2 separate regions of the Homo sapiens genome follow, and region 1 is linked to region 2. Evidence: chromatin contacts called from ENCODE Hi-C or POLR2A ChIA-PET data. All regions are on one chromosome and are shown on one strand. Each heading gives the region's core, a stretch centred on a gene start or an enhancer-like site at or near the end of the contact. The rest is flanking DNA. Distances are from core to core; before and after follow the strand shown. Region 1 overlaps PLA2G10 (phospholipase A2 group X). Region 2 holds the start of ERCC4 (ERCC excision repair 4, endonuclease catalytic subunit).

Region 1 (6,461 bases), core at 1,812-4,311, 750 kb after region 2:
AAAAAAGTCATCTAGTCAGTCTAGTCATGCTTAAATCCCCCAGCCTGACGCAGATACTGAGCCGAGGAGCCACCCTAAGGGAAAATGGGTTTTTTCCTGCTCGTGTTTGCACATCAAGCCCCAGGGTTGCTTGACTTTACCTATTTAATGCTTGTGACCTCCCATGGACACTCACATGGCAGTGTTTGCATATCCCTGGTCTCATGCCACCCAGGGGTTGCCAGTATCCTTTACAGGTGAATAGATGGAGGATGGCTGGCAAAACACCAAGTTGGCGCTGGCTGGCTTTGGCAGAGCTGGGCCTGGGCCATCCACCTCCACCCCATGGCCTCTCACATTGTCGCCACCTGCTCCCACACCCTGCTTCAAAGATGAGTAATACCCAGATTTGCTCAGGGACTGGGGCAAAGCCATGGCGTAGAGCAAACAGGCTGGGCAGGACCTTACTCCTTATCACCAGCAGGAGGGACGGGCACACTCAGATCAGGGGCCACAGGCTGCCTCTACCTCTTCTTACCAATCATAGCAGGATGGGTACATCTAAAGGGGGTGTCTTAAAATAGTCCAGGCTGGATGCAGTGGCTCATGCCTGTAATCCTAGCACTTTGGGAGGCCGAGGTGGGTGGATTATCTGAGGTCAGGAGTTCAAGACCACCCTGACCAACATGGTGAAACCCCATCTCTACTAAAAGTACAAAAAATTGGCAGGGCACAGTGGCTCACACCTGTAATCCCAGCATTTTGGGAGGCCAAGGCAGGGTGGATCACAAGGTCAGGAGTTCGAGACCAGCCTGGCCAACATGGTGAAACCCCATCTCTAATAAAAATACAAAAATTAGCCAGGTGTGGTGGCGTGTGCCTGTAATCCCAGCTACTTGGGAGGCTGAGGAAGGAGAATTGCTTGAACCCAGGAGGTGGAGGTTGCAGTGAGCCGATATCACACCATTGCACTCCAGCTCTGGGCGACAGGGCAGGACTCCATCTCAGGGGGAAAAAATACAAAAAATTAGCTGGGTGTGGTGGCAGTACCTGTAATCCCAACTACTCGGAAGGCTGAGGCAGGAGAATCGCTTGAACGCGGGAGGCAAAGGTTGCAGTGAGCCGAGATTGCCCCACTGCACTCCAGCCTGGGCGACACAGTGAGACTCTGTCTCCGAAAAATGCAAAATAAAAATAAAATACTCAGACCCGGCTGGGTGTGGTGGCTCGCACCTGTAATCCTAACACTTTGGGAGGCTGAAGTGGGCAGATCACTTGAGCCCAGGAGTTCGAGACCAACCTAGACAACATGTGGAAACCTCATCTCTACTAAAAATAAAAAAACTAGCCAGATGTGAGTGTACGCACCTGTAGTCCTAGCTACCTGGGAGGCTGAAGTGAGATTTGCCTGAGCCCAGGAGGTCGAGGCTGCAATGAGCTGAGGTTGCACCACTGCACTCCAGCCTAGGTGATAGCGGGAGACCCTGTCTCAAAAAATATTCAGATCCTTTGATCCAAAAATGCCATTTCTGCAAATCTGGGCTAAGGAATAGGTTATGGGGAAGGGAGTGGTGAAGATTTATTTACAAGCATCCTCATCAAGCAACTAATGGAAACAGAAAATAGCTCCAATATCCAAAAACTGTCAATCTATAAAATGGTATCTAATACAGATATTTATTTATTTATTTATTTGCGTCAAGGTCCTGTTCTGTTGCCCAGACTGGAGTACAGTGATGTAATCATAGCTCACTGCAACTTTGAACTCCTAGGCACAAGTTATCTTCCCTCTTCGGCCTCCCGAGTAGCTGGGACAACAGGTGCATGCCACCATGCCTTACTAATTTTTTTTGTTTTATACAGATAGAGTCTTGCTCTGTTGCCCAGGCTGGTCTTGAACTCATGTCCTCATGTAGTCCTCCCTCCTTAGCCTCCCAAAGTATTGAGATTATAGGCATGAGCCACCTCATCCAACCCTAACACAGACATTTTAAATGAAGTTTCCAAAGATTTTTTATGACATGGAGAAAAGTTTATAAACATCATACAGTATAATCTGAACTACCCTTTTTTTTTTTTTTTTTTTTTTTTTTTTGAGATAGAGTCTTGTTCTGTCGCCCAGGCTGGAGTGCAGTGGCACAATCTCTGCTCACTGCAACCTCCACCTCCTGGGTTCAAGTGATTGTCCTGCCTCAGCCTCCTGAGTAGCTGGGATTACAGGCGCGTGCCACCACGCCTGGCTAATTTTTGTATTTTTAGTAGAGACGGGGTTTCACCATGTTGGTCAGGCTGGTCTCGAACTCCTGACCTTGTGATTCACGTGCCTTGGCCTCGCAAAGTGCTAGGATTACAAGCGTGAGCCACAGCACCCGGCCTTGAACTACATTTTTAAAACTATAGATCCTAACAGATTATTCTGAATTGTGGGAATTGGAGTGATTTTTCTTTCTGCTCTATATTTCTCTGCACTTTCATTTTTTTAAGAAGCAACAAGTATGTACCACTTTTGTAATCATTGTGCTGGGCTTACAGAAATGAGCCAACGCTGCAGGACAGCAAATACATTTTAAGGTGTAGTGGGATAAGGGAATACTCTTTCTTAAGCTAACAGCTACTGGACTTGAACTTCACCGGGTGGGTGTTGTATGGCCATCTTGTTGATTGCTGCAGCCTAGAACATAGAACATGGCCAGGCACACGGTAGGTGTTCGTTCACATTTGACTACCAGCCATCCAAGCAGGTTAGAAGACAGGTTATCTTTTCATAAAGATGGAACCTCAAAAATGGAACCGACCCCAACACAGTGATAAACACAGTCATAGTTTTATAAAATAGGTGCAGGACTTTTGGCCTTTAACTGCAAACCACATGGGCTCCAGTCCTGAGTTCTGGGATTGGGAGGGAAAGCAAACACAAGGTTGTGGCTTTATCACTTGGCTTCGGTTCCCTTCTGCAAATAACTGAATGCTGTTGTTCATTACTGAGAGGACGCTTTATTTCCTTGTGCAAAAGAGCATTTCAAGTCAAGGTAGTCAGTCACACTTGGGCGAGTCCGGCTCACATAGGAACTGGGGGTAGAAGAGGTACTTTAAGTTGTACTCAGTTTGGGCTAAGCAGTTAGCAATCTCCTGGTCACACTTGCACAACAGTTCTTGGCATTTGTTCTCTGCCGGTCCTGGAAGAAGTGGGGAAACTGAGATTAGAGCAGGGACCTGGAGAGACTCAAGGGAAACCAGTAAAGCAAGAGGCAGGACGGGTCATAAATTACATTTCTGAGACACTTGACAGCCCACCACGTGATCTCCATCTGCAGGGCTCCCCAGGAAGCAGGTGATGTCAGCCCCATTTTACAGAAAAGGAAATTGAAAGTTTCAAATGGAGAGTCCAAAGTCTGCCATACTGCTCTTCTGCATCAATATTACACGATTTCTTTTTTCTTTTCTTTTTTTTTTTTTTTTTTTCTGAGATGGGGGCTTGCTCTGTCGCCCAGGCTGGAGTGCAGTGGTATGATCTCAGCTCACTGCAGCCTCCGCCTCCCGGGTTCAAGTGATTCTCCTGCCTCAGCATCCCAAGTAGCTGGGACTAAAGGCACAGGCCACCACACCGAGCTAATTTTTTTTGTATTTTTAGTGGAGACAGGGTTTCGTCGTGTTGGCCAGGATGGTCTCGAACTCCTGACCTCAGGTGATCCACCTACCTCGGCCTCCGAAAGTGCTGGGATTACAGGCGTGAGCCACCATGCCTGGCCTGATATTACACGACTTCATTTGGGGATTCCTTTATTTAAAAATAATAATAGTAATTATTTATTTTTTGAGATAAGGTCTGTCTCTGTCACCCAGGCTGGAGTGTAGTGGCAAGGTTGTGGCTCACTGCAGCCTCCGCCTCCTGGACTCAAGCCATTCTCCCACCTCAGCCTCCCATGTGGCTGGGACTACAGGCCCACCACCATGCCCAGCTAATTTTTGTATTTTTAGTAGAGATGGGGTTTTGCCATATTGCCAGGCTGGTCTTGAACTCCTGAGCTCAAGTGATCCACCTGCCTCAGCCTCCCAAAGTACTGGGATTACAGGCACGAGCCACCACTCTCAGCCCATAATAATATTTTTTTTAAAGAAACATACTTCTCCTCAATATACTAGGCATAGAAGGAACATACCTCAAAATAATAAAAGTGATAGATGACAAACCCATAGCCCACATCATACTGAATGGGGATGAGTTGAAAGCATTCATTCCCCCAAGAGCTGGAACAAGACAAGGATGCCCACTCTCACCACTTCTATTCAGCAAAGTATTGGAAGTCCTAGCCAGAGCAGTCAGGAAAGAGAAAGAAATAAAGGGCATCCAAATGGGAAAAGAGGAAATCAAACTACCTCTGCCAATGATACAATCATATACCTAGAAAATCCTAGAGACTCCTCCAAAAGACTCCTAGATTTGACCAATGAATTCAATAAAGTCTCAGGTTACAAACCAGTAGCACTGCTATACATCAATAAGGACTAAGCTGAGAATGAAATCAAGAACTCAGTCCCTTTTATAATAGCTGGAAAAAAAAAAAGGAAAATAGCTACCCCAAACCTAGTAATATACTTGAGCAGGAAGGTGAAAGATCTCTACAAACAGAACTACAAAACACTGCCGAAAGAAATCATAGATGACACAAACAAATGGAAATACATCCCATGCTCATGGATTGGAAGAATCAATGTAATGAAAATGACCATACTACCCAAAGCAATCTACAGATTCAATGCAATTCCTATCAAAATACCAACATCATTTTTCACATAATTAGAAGAAACAATCCTAAAATTTACATGGAACTAAAAAAGAGCCAAATAGGCTGGGCACAGTGGCTCACGCCTGTAATCCTAGCACTTTGCAAGGCCGAGGTGGGTGGAACACCTGAGGTCAGTTCGAGACCAGCCTGGCCAACATGGTAAAACCCCATTTCTACTAAAAATACAAAAATTAGCCAGGCATGATGGTGTGTGCCTATAAGCCCAGCTGATCGGGAGGCTAAGGCAGGAGAATCACTTAAACCTGGGGGGCAGAGGTTGCAGTGAGCTGAGATCATGCCCCCTGCACTCCAGCCTGGGTGACAGAGAGACTCCATCTAAAAAAAAAAAGAAAAGAAGAAAAAATCTGTAGGCATCACTACCCAGCTTCAAATTATGCTACAAGGCTATAGTAACCAAAACAGCATGGTACTAATATAAAAGTAGATACATAGACCAACAGAACAGAATAGAAAACCCAGAAATAAAGCTAAACACGTACAACTAACTGATCTTCAACAAAGCACTCAAGGCCAGGCGTAGTGGCTCATGCCTGTAATCCCAGCACTTTGGGAGGCCAAGGCAAGCGGATCACCTGAGGTTCAGTGTTTGAGACCAGCCTGACCAACATGGAGAAACCTCGTCTCTACTAAAAATACAAAATTAGCTGGGCGTAGTGGTACATGCCTGTAATCCCAGCTACTTGGTAAGCTGAGGCAGAAGGATCGCTTGAACCCGGGAGGAGGAGGTTGCAGTGAGCTGAGATTGCACCATTGCACTCCAGCCTGGGCAACAAGAGTGAAACTCCATCTCAAAAAAAAAAAAAAAACACTCAAAAACATAAATTGGGGAAATGACACCCTATTCAATAAATAGTACTGGGAAAACTGAAGAGCTGCATGTAGAAGAATGAAACTGGATCCCTATCTCTCACCATCTACAAAACTCACCATATACATCAACTCAAGATGGATTAAAGACTTAAATCTAAGACCTGAAACCATAAGAATTCTAGAAGAAAACCTTGGAAAAACTCCCCTGGACATTGACCTAGGCAAGGAATTTATGACTAAGACCCCAAAAGCAAATGCAACAAAACAAAAATAAATAAATAGGACTTAATTAAACTAAAAAGCTTCTGCATAGCAAAAGAAGTAATCATCAGAGTAAACAGACAACCCACAGAATGGGAGAAAATATTTGCAAACTACATATCTGACAAAGGACTAATATCCTGAATCTACAAAAAACTCAAATCAGCAAGAAGAAAAGAAAAAACCTCATCAAAAAGTGGGCACATGGCCAGGCACGATGGCTCACATCTGTAATCCCAGCACTTTGGGAGGCCAAGGTGGGCAGATCATGAGGTCAGGAGTTCGAGACCAGCCTAGCCAACATGGTGAAACCCCGTCTCTACTAAAAATACAAAAATTAGCCTAGTGTGGTGGCTCATGCCTGTAATCCCAGCTACTTGGGAGGCTGAGGCAGGAGAATCATTTGAACCCGGGAGGCAGAGGTTGCAGGGAGCTGAGGTTATGTCACTGCGCTCCAGCCTAGGTGACAGAGCAAGACTCAAAAAAAAAAAAAAAAAAAAGTGGGCACATGACATGAATAGACATTTCTCAAAATATATATAAATGACCAGCAAATGAAAAAATGTTTAACATAACTCGTCATCGGGGAACTGCAAATTAAAA
Region 2 (6,449 bases), core at 715-3,214:
CCTTTTTCAGCTTGTAAGGGCTGCATTCCTTGGTTCAGTGCCCGTTCCACATCACTCTGAACTCGGCCTCCTGTCACATCTCTGAATCTGACCCTCCTACCTCTCTCTTTCTCTTATAAGCACATTTGTGATACATTGAGCCCACCTGGATAATCCATATAATCCCCCCATCTCAAGAACCTTAACATACTCACATCTGCAAACCCCCCTTTGCCACATAAAACAACCTACAGGCTCCAGGGATTAGGATATGAACATCTTTGGGAAGCCGATATTCTGCCTACCACCGCTTGGGAGTCAGGTTTGAATTTCAGCTTTGTCATTTCAATCTTCATTTCCTAAATATGTGTTGAGTACCCCCATATCACGTCCTGAAATAGATCTAAGAAATACACTAACTAGCTCCCGTGGCCTTGCCCAAGTTATATAACCTCCCTGCACCTCCATTTTTCTCACTGGCAGAACTGACGAGATTAATATCTGCCTCAGAGGAAACGCTGTATGTAAAGTGTCTGCCGGCAACCCTTTCCACTTAAACAGCATTCAGGAATTATATGCTATTTTCATCTTGACAAAATGTAAGCAAAATACCAGATTAAGCAGTAAAGAGGTAGAGGAACAGATCCTCTTGGAAACGGCTAGTGTGAATGTGAATTGGTATAGGCTTTCTAGAGGGCAATGTGGCAATGTGAATGGAATGAAAAGCCTTACAAATTTTTTTCTCTTTATCCCAGTGATTATTCATTTCTAGACGTGTATCTGAAGGCCACGGCTGAATTTACATACAAAGATGTTTAGTGAAATATTATTTATATTACTGGAAGGGAAAAAGCAGAAACAGACTAAATGTCCTCTAATAAGCAATTAGGTAAGTACACCCACATAATGGAAATCTCATCAGCCATATAAAAGGACTTTGTAAAAGAATATGAAACATCATGTTCAGAGGTTTGCCAAATGTTAATGACAAAGCTGGGGATTTAAATCAGGGATATTAATTATCTCGTGTCGGTAAAAGAACTCCGTGTGATGAGAGAATGTGTATATAGATAGAAAAAAAAGGACTAAATAAAATAGATTTCGTGATGTTAACAGTGGTTATTTCCAAGTAATGGAAACAAGTGATTTTCATTTTTGTTTACTTGTATTTTCTATTTTCTAATAACAAAGGTGGGGGGTTTCTATACAAAACAATTCCTCTACTAGTTCAACTATCAGGCATTTCTAGGTATAGAACAAACACTGCGGGAGGTGTCCCTCTAGTGGAAGGAGGGATTTTTAAAAATAGTTTATTGTATTGAAGTCTTTGGGAGGCAAACAGAGGTCTGAAGTCAGTAAATGATTCTGCTTATTCCACAGCCACTGCACTCCAGCCTGGGCAACATATCAACATCCTGTCTCGGGAAAGAAAAAAAAAATTAAAAGAAGGATGGGGAGTAATCGCAAAAGGAAGGGCCAAAAACCACCCTAGGAAACAGGTGCTACTAACTCTTGGCGCATTTGGAATATTGACCAGTAACTTTTTCAACTGTCGATGTCGGGGGATTAAGCTCCTTAGGCTTACTTCCCCTTCCCTTGCTTTTTGGCAGCTTGAGGCTAGGGTGCCAGGGGATGTGGAAACTCAAAAGAGACGTGAATGGAGCCTGATATCTGCAAGCTACACCGACAGGGGGCGCCAGCCCCTACAGGTGACTCCATGAATCTTCGGCTCCACTCGGCTCTTCTTCGGCTGAGTTCGGCCAACGCTTGCCTTCTCAGGCTCGGCTCTCTTCGGCTTTCTGAGAGCGCGCCTGTCGTGGCCTCGGCTCCTCTTCGGCTGCGTTCGGCCCACGATCATCTCAGTCTCAGCTCTCCTCGGCTACGTTCGGCTGGCTGCCGTCCTCTCGGACTCGGCTCTCTTCGGTTGAGTTCGGCCTACTCTCCACTAGGAGTCGGCTTCCTTCGGCTGCGTTCGGCTGCGACCCGGAAGAGCTTCCATGGAGTCAGGGCAGCCGGCTCGACGGATTGCCATGGCGCCGCTGCTGGAGTACGAGCGACAGCTGGTGCTGGAACTGCTCGACACTGACGGGCTAGTAGTGTGCGCCCGCGGGCTCGGCGCGGACCGGCTCCTCTACCACTTTCTCCAGCTGCACTGCCACCCAGCCTGCCTGGTGCTGGTGCTCAACACGCAGCCGGCCGAGGAGGTGCGGCCGCGCTGGCGCGGGAGTGAGGGGACTCCGAGAGTGTTGAGGGCCTCCTGAGCGGATGCGAGGCCTCTGACAGGGATGGAGGGGCTCTGAGGGGGATTCAGGCCCCTGACACTACGCGATGACACAGAGAAGGATGGCAGGGGTCCCCAGGGGGATGCAGGTCCCTCACACTGCGGGAACACAGACGTATGTAAGGGGTCGCTAGGAGGATACCGGTCGCTCACACCGTGCGGGGACACTGATAAGAATTGGAGGGGCCCCGAGAAGGCTGCAGGTCCCTGGCAGGAGTTGAAGAACACTAAGAGGAATGCCAGTCCCTGACACTGTGCGGGGACTCTGAGAGGGAAGGGAGGGGTCCCAAGAAGGATGCAAGTCTTTGACCAGAGTTCAAGAACACTAAGAGAAATGGGAGGGGTCCCCAGGGGATGCGGGTCCCTGACACTGTGCAGGCACAGTGAGAATGATGGAAGGGGTCCCGAGAAGGATGCAATTCCCTGACAACACTAAGAGGGATGGGAGGGGTCCCCAGAAGGATGCAGGTCCCTGACATGGGTGCAAGGGCACTGAAAGGTGAAGGGGCTCTGAGTGGTAGGAGAGGATCGGAGGTCGCTGCAGGGGAGGGGGAGATGTCGGAAGGAGGATCTGGATAGGAATAACGGGAGAGTCCTGAAGTTGGCCATTAAGGGAGTTTCTGGGGGCAGAAGGAAGGTCCCTGAAAGGGAACAGTGATGAGGATGGAAGATCTCTGAGGGTGATGGGGAGACATGAAAGGAGATGCTGAGGCGCTGGAAAAACCCCAATAGGGAAAAGGAGGGACCAGGAAATAGGACATTCACCAAGGCTGTGTTAAGAGGGCCATAGGGTCAGAAAGGGATTGGAGCTTGACGCTGAGGATGTTGGCAAAGGTTAACTACAGTTAAGGACAATGGAGAACACTGAGAAAGATGGAATGGGGCTACACATGGGTCTGAGGGGTGTTGAGAGGGGACACAGCTTGGTCGGACAAGTCTGATGATCCCCTAGATATATCAGGTGGCCGGGAGAAAAATGTCAGCTGAGAAGAGTGACCACAGTCTCTTTGAGGGCAGGGATCCTGTTTGATTCATCTAGGTATCCCCAGTGCTTGGCATAGGGCCTAAGGCAACACACAGGGCCTAGTAAAGATGGTTTTAAACTGGGGATATAAATAAACCAAGCCAAGGGACCCAGTGACATGAAGTCCCTCTAGGATAGATTAGCACAGAACTGATAGTCTAAAACATTGTCTGGGGAAAGGATTCCCTTGTTATCATCTCATAGAATGTGCTTGGCTACAAACCTGGCTTTGGTGGGAAGTATTTTCTAGGTAGCAGAAATCTTTTAATCCAGGCTTTTAAAAGTTTGAGGTTTTGTATGTGTGTGCATATGTTATTGTAGTTGAGTGCTGATAATGACTGAAGTGCAATTATTCCTTAGTGTAAACCCCAAAACAAGAAAACCTCATTAAATGTAGACTGGTTGGCTGAAGTTACTATAAAGAAGTAACTTAGTGTGTATATTCATTATTAAGTTCATTATCTCAGAGAAAGACAGCACATTATTTTAAATATCTGTGACCTATTAAAAACTGCCCTGTATTAAATAGCCTACTAATCAAGTTTGATTTGATTTAGGAGTATTTTATCAATCAGCTGAAGATAGAAGGAGTTGAACACCTCCCTCGCCGTGTAACAAATGAAATCACAAGCAACAGTCGCTATGAAGTTTACACACAAGGTGGTGTTATATTTGCGACAAGTAGGATACTTGTGGTTGACTTCTTGACTGATAGAATACCTTCAGATTTAATTACTGGTAAGAATTTGAAATCTTATTATTAGTATGTAAATTTGTACTTTTTTTTTTTTAAGTACAATTTCCATTTTATTTTTCTCCAGAGAATAGTCTGTCTTCAGTCTTGAAGGACTCAGCTCCCTACATCACCTTTGGTAGGGGTCGTGGGGCAGCACCCACAGGTCTAAATCTGGGTGGGGGTGTTCGGTCCTTGCAGGCTTCACAAGATCGATTCCTGACTACTTTGTTGTGAATTGCACAACTCACACAGTAATTTAGCTTCACATACATCTTGGGAAGCACATAGGCGTCGAAGATGCTCGCTTCAGAAATGTCCCTGACTGCTGTGGCCTCCACTGTGTTTTGAATGACGAATTTCTTAATGGCTTTATCCTTGGGCACACATCAGGCACAGTTCGTGCAGCAAATAGGCTGCACATGGCCGCAGCCCTTTTTGGCATGACCGTTGTCCTTTCTTTTCTTTGTCATCTTGGAGGCACGGACCGGAGAGGGTATTTTCTACATTTTTATTTTTGTCTGTCTCCTCTGCTGAACGCTCTACTAGAACCTTCTAGTGGGCACTACTGGATCCTTTTGTTCAACATTATGCTTCCAACTTTCAGCATGATACCTGACACATTGTAGATGCTCAGTAAATATCTGTGACCTGAATAAGTAACTAAATGTTAGATTAACTTTTCATTGTTTTCTAAGCTCTTATTCAGTAAATACTTGCAATTCGTTAGCATTTGCTTTTAGAACTTAATCAGATTTGAAATGTTTATAAATAATCTTTGTATATTTCCTAAAATATTTAGTTTTCCTCCTTAAGATTTTTTTGGCATTATTTGAAATTAAATCAAGTAGTTGCTTGCTTATTTTGAGGAAAAATTATTTTAGCTAGAATTAAATAGAAAAGAAATTCATTTTCATTATCCTTTCAAAACCTTTTCTGATGTCCCCAAAGCTAATGTAGGGGCTGTGCCTCTGTGCCCTCATATTACCCTGTATTTCTCCCCAGTCATAGTGCTCACAACACTACATTATATTTATGTGTTTGTCTATCTCACTCACAAGATAAGCTGAAGCACAAGGAACAAGTTGTTCATCCCAGGCTAAATAACTGGTACATGGTAGGCACTAAAGACGTATTTGTTGGGTGAATGATGGATGGATATAGTACTGTGATCGTTAGTGAACTTCTGGAGGCAGAGAGACTCTGAAATTCATAATCTTATTCCCACTGTATCTGTCATGTTGCCCTGAACCTAGATGACCCTCAAGAAAAATTTGATAAATAAATGTGTCAATGAATGCTTCAATGGTAAACCGACTGAAGAAGTTTGGTTACTCTTTTATAACTTTTATAATTGTTATAAACAGTATCATAGGCTCACCTGGTTTTGAATGCTAACACCCTGCTTACAAAGCAAACTCCTTAATTTTCATTAACCCCAGTTTTCTCATTAAGAAAACAGTGCTTCCTGAAGTTATTATAAGGATTAAGTTAATAAAATAATTTCTTAGTATAGTGCCTGGTACACAACAAACTCTTAGTAATTCATACCAAATAAAATTGGCCTTTTGTAACCAGAAATCTTGATACACCAGTCTTTTACTGTTTGCTGCTTTCTTATAAGCTTGGTTTTACTTTATTTTTTAAATTGATTTAAAAAAATTTTTTTGTTGTGTTTAAAACTACCACTAGGTGTCAGTAATATCCTGTGACTTTCAGTTACAGTGCAACCTAATTAGGCAGAGAGCAATGTGAATTTATGCAACGTTGAAGTCTGGCTTATCTGTAGCTCCTAATGAAAAATGCCAAATTCCCTCCTCCTTTCTGATCAAAGCCCACCGAATAATGAAGCTGGAGCTGTTACTGATGCTTGGCTGAGTGGAATGTAAATGAATGCCAAAAATGAATTCTTTTGAATTCTTTCATCCCCTGGGATCATCCCCCAGGACTGACCAAAGAGCAGTGCGTGAAGTGCAGGTAACCCTCTGGAAAGGCTGAATCCCCCAGCCCCAACTTCTTCACCTGTCACCACCCATTATTACCACCACACCCCACCCTGGGAATCCCTGCTAACCAGAACTCCTAACACGTGGGAGAACTATATAAATATCTGGTGAGGTTGTACCTTGAAAAGAACAGGACAGGAGGATGCTTTCATTGCCAAAACTGACCCTGACATCTCCAGACAGAACTAAGAACACACTTTCTGGGAAATATATATGTATTTTTCAGTTACACTTTTGATTTGTGTACCCAGTGCTGTGCCTCCACTTTATATTCATTCAACAAATATTTAACTCACTAAGGGTCCCTTGTTTGGCAGGAAGGGTGCTGAAGATAGACAGATGAATGGGACAGTATGGTGAACTCGTGAGTTAGACTGCTTCTGGGTTTGAGTTATCTTCATCTTGCACCAGCTGTGTATTTTTAGG

What was found. A loop is a pair of places that touch in the nucleus more often than their neighbours do. ChIA-PET counts read pairs that join two places held with the same protein, here RNA polymerase II (POLR2A). Pooled maps may share reads with other maps.
Region 1: a pooled map shows a loop between it and region 2 (5-fold over the local background). The contact joins the enhancer-like site here to the promoter of ERCC4 in region 2. A Hi-C loop is called at or near these places in 2 of 50 pooled maps. POLR2A ChIA-PET finds 5 or more read pairs at or near these places in 3 of 52 experiments (A673, AG04449 and activated CD4-positive, alpha-beta memory T cell).

The regions. Positions count from the first base shown.
Region 1 is chr16:14,669,595-14,676,055 of GRCh38, forward strand. PLA2G10 (phospholipase A2 group X) reads right to left here. Exons shown (of 4, transcript NM_003561.3): 4 at 2,954-3,155. The coding sequence ends at 3,013. Among named protein-coding and RNA genes, the nearest start is that of PLA2G10, 21 kb to the right of the region's middle. Within about 2 kb of position 3,062, at least 6 of the 41 ENCODE cell types and tissues checked have a DNase peak (open chromatin) inside an H3K27ac peak, as active enhancers do.
Region 2 is chr16:13,918,190-13,924,638 of GRCh38, forward strand. It overlaps ERCC4 (ERCC excision repair 4, endonuclease catalytic subunit), which reads left to right and starts at 1,965. Exons shown (of 11, transcript NM_005236.3): 1 at 1,965-2,183; 2 at 3,842-4,022. The coding sequence starts at 1,977. The region is part of intron 1 of LOC105371093 (a long non-coding RNA gene); the gene reads right to left. It overlaps LOC124903647 (a long non-coding RNA gene), which reads right to left and starts at 1,889. Exons shown (of 2, transcript XR_007065001.1): 1 at 1,490-1,889; 2 at 1,276-1,394. It also overlaps the pseudogene RPS26P52. RefSeq lists enhancers at 1,549-1,598, 1,809-2,168, 2,209-2,418.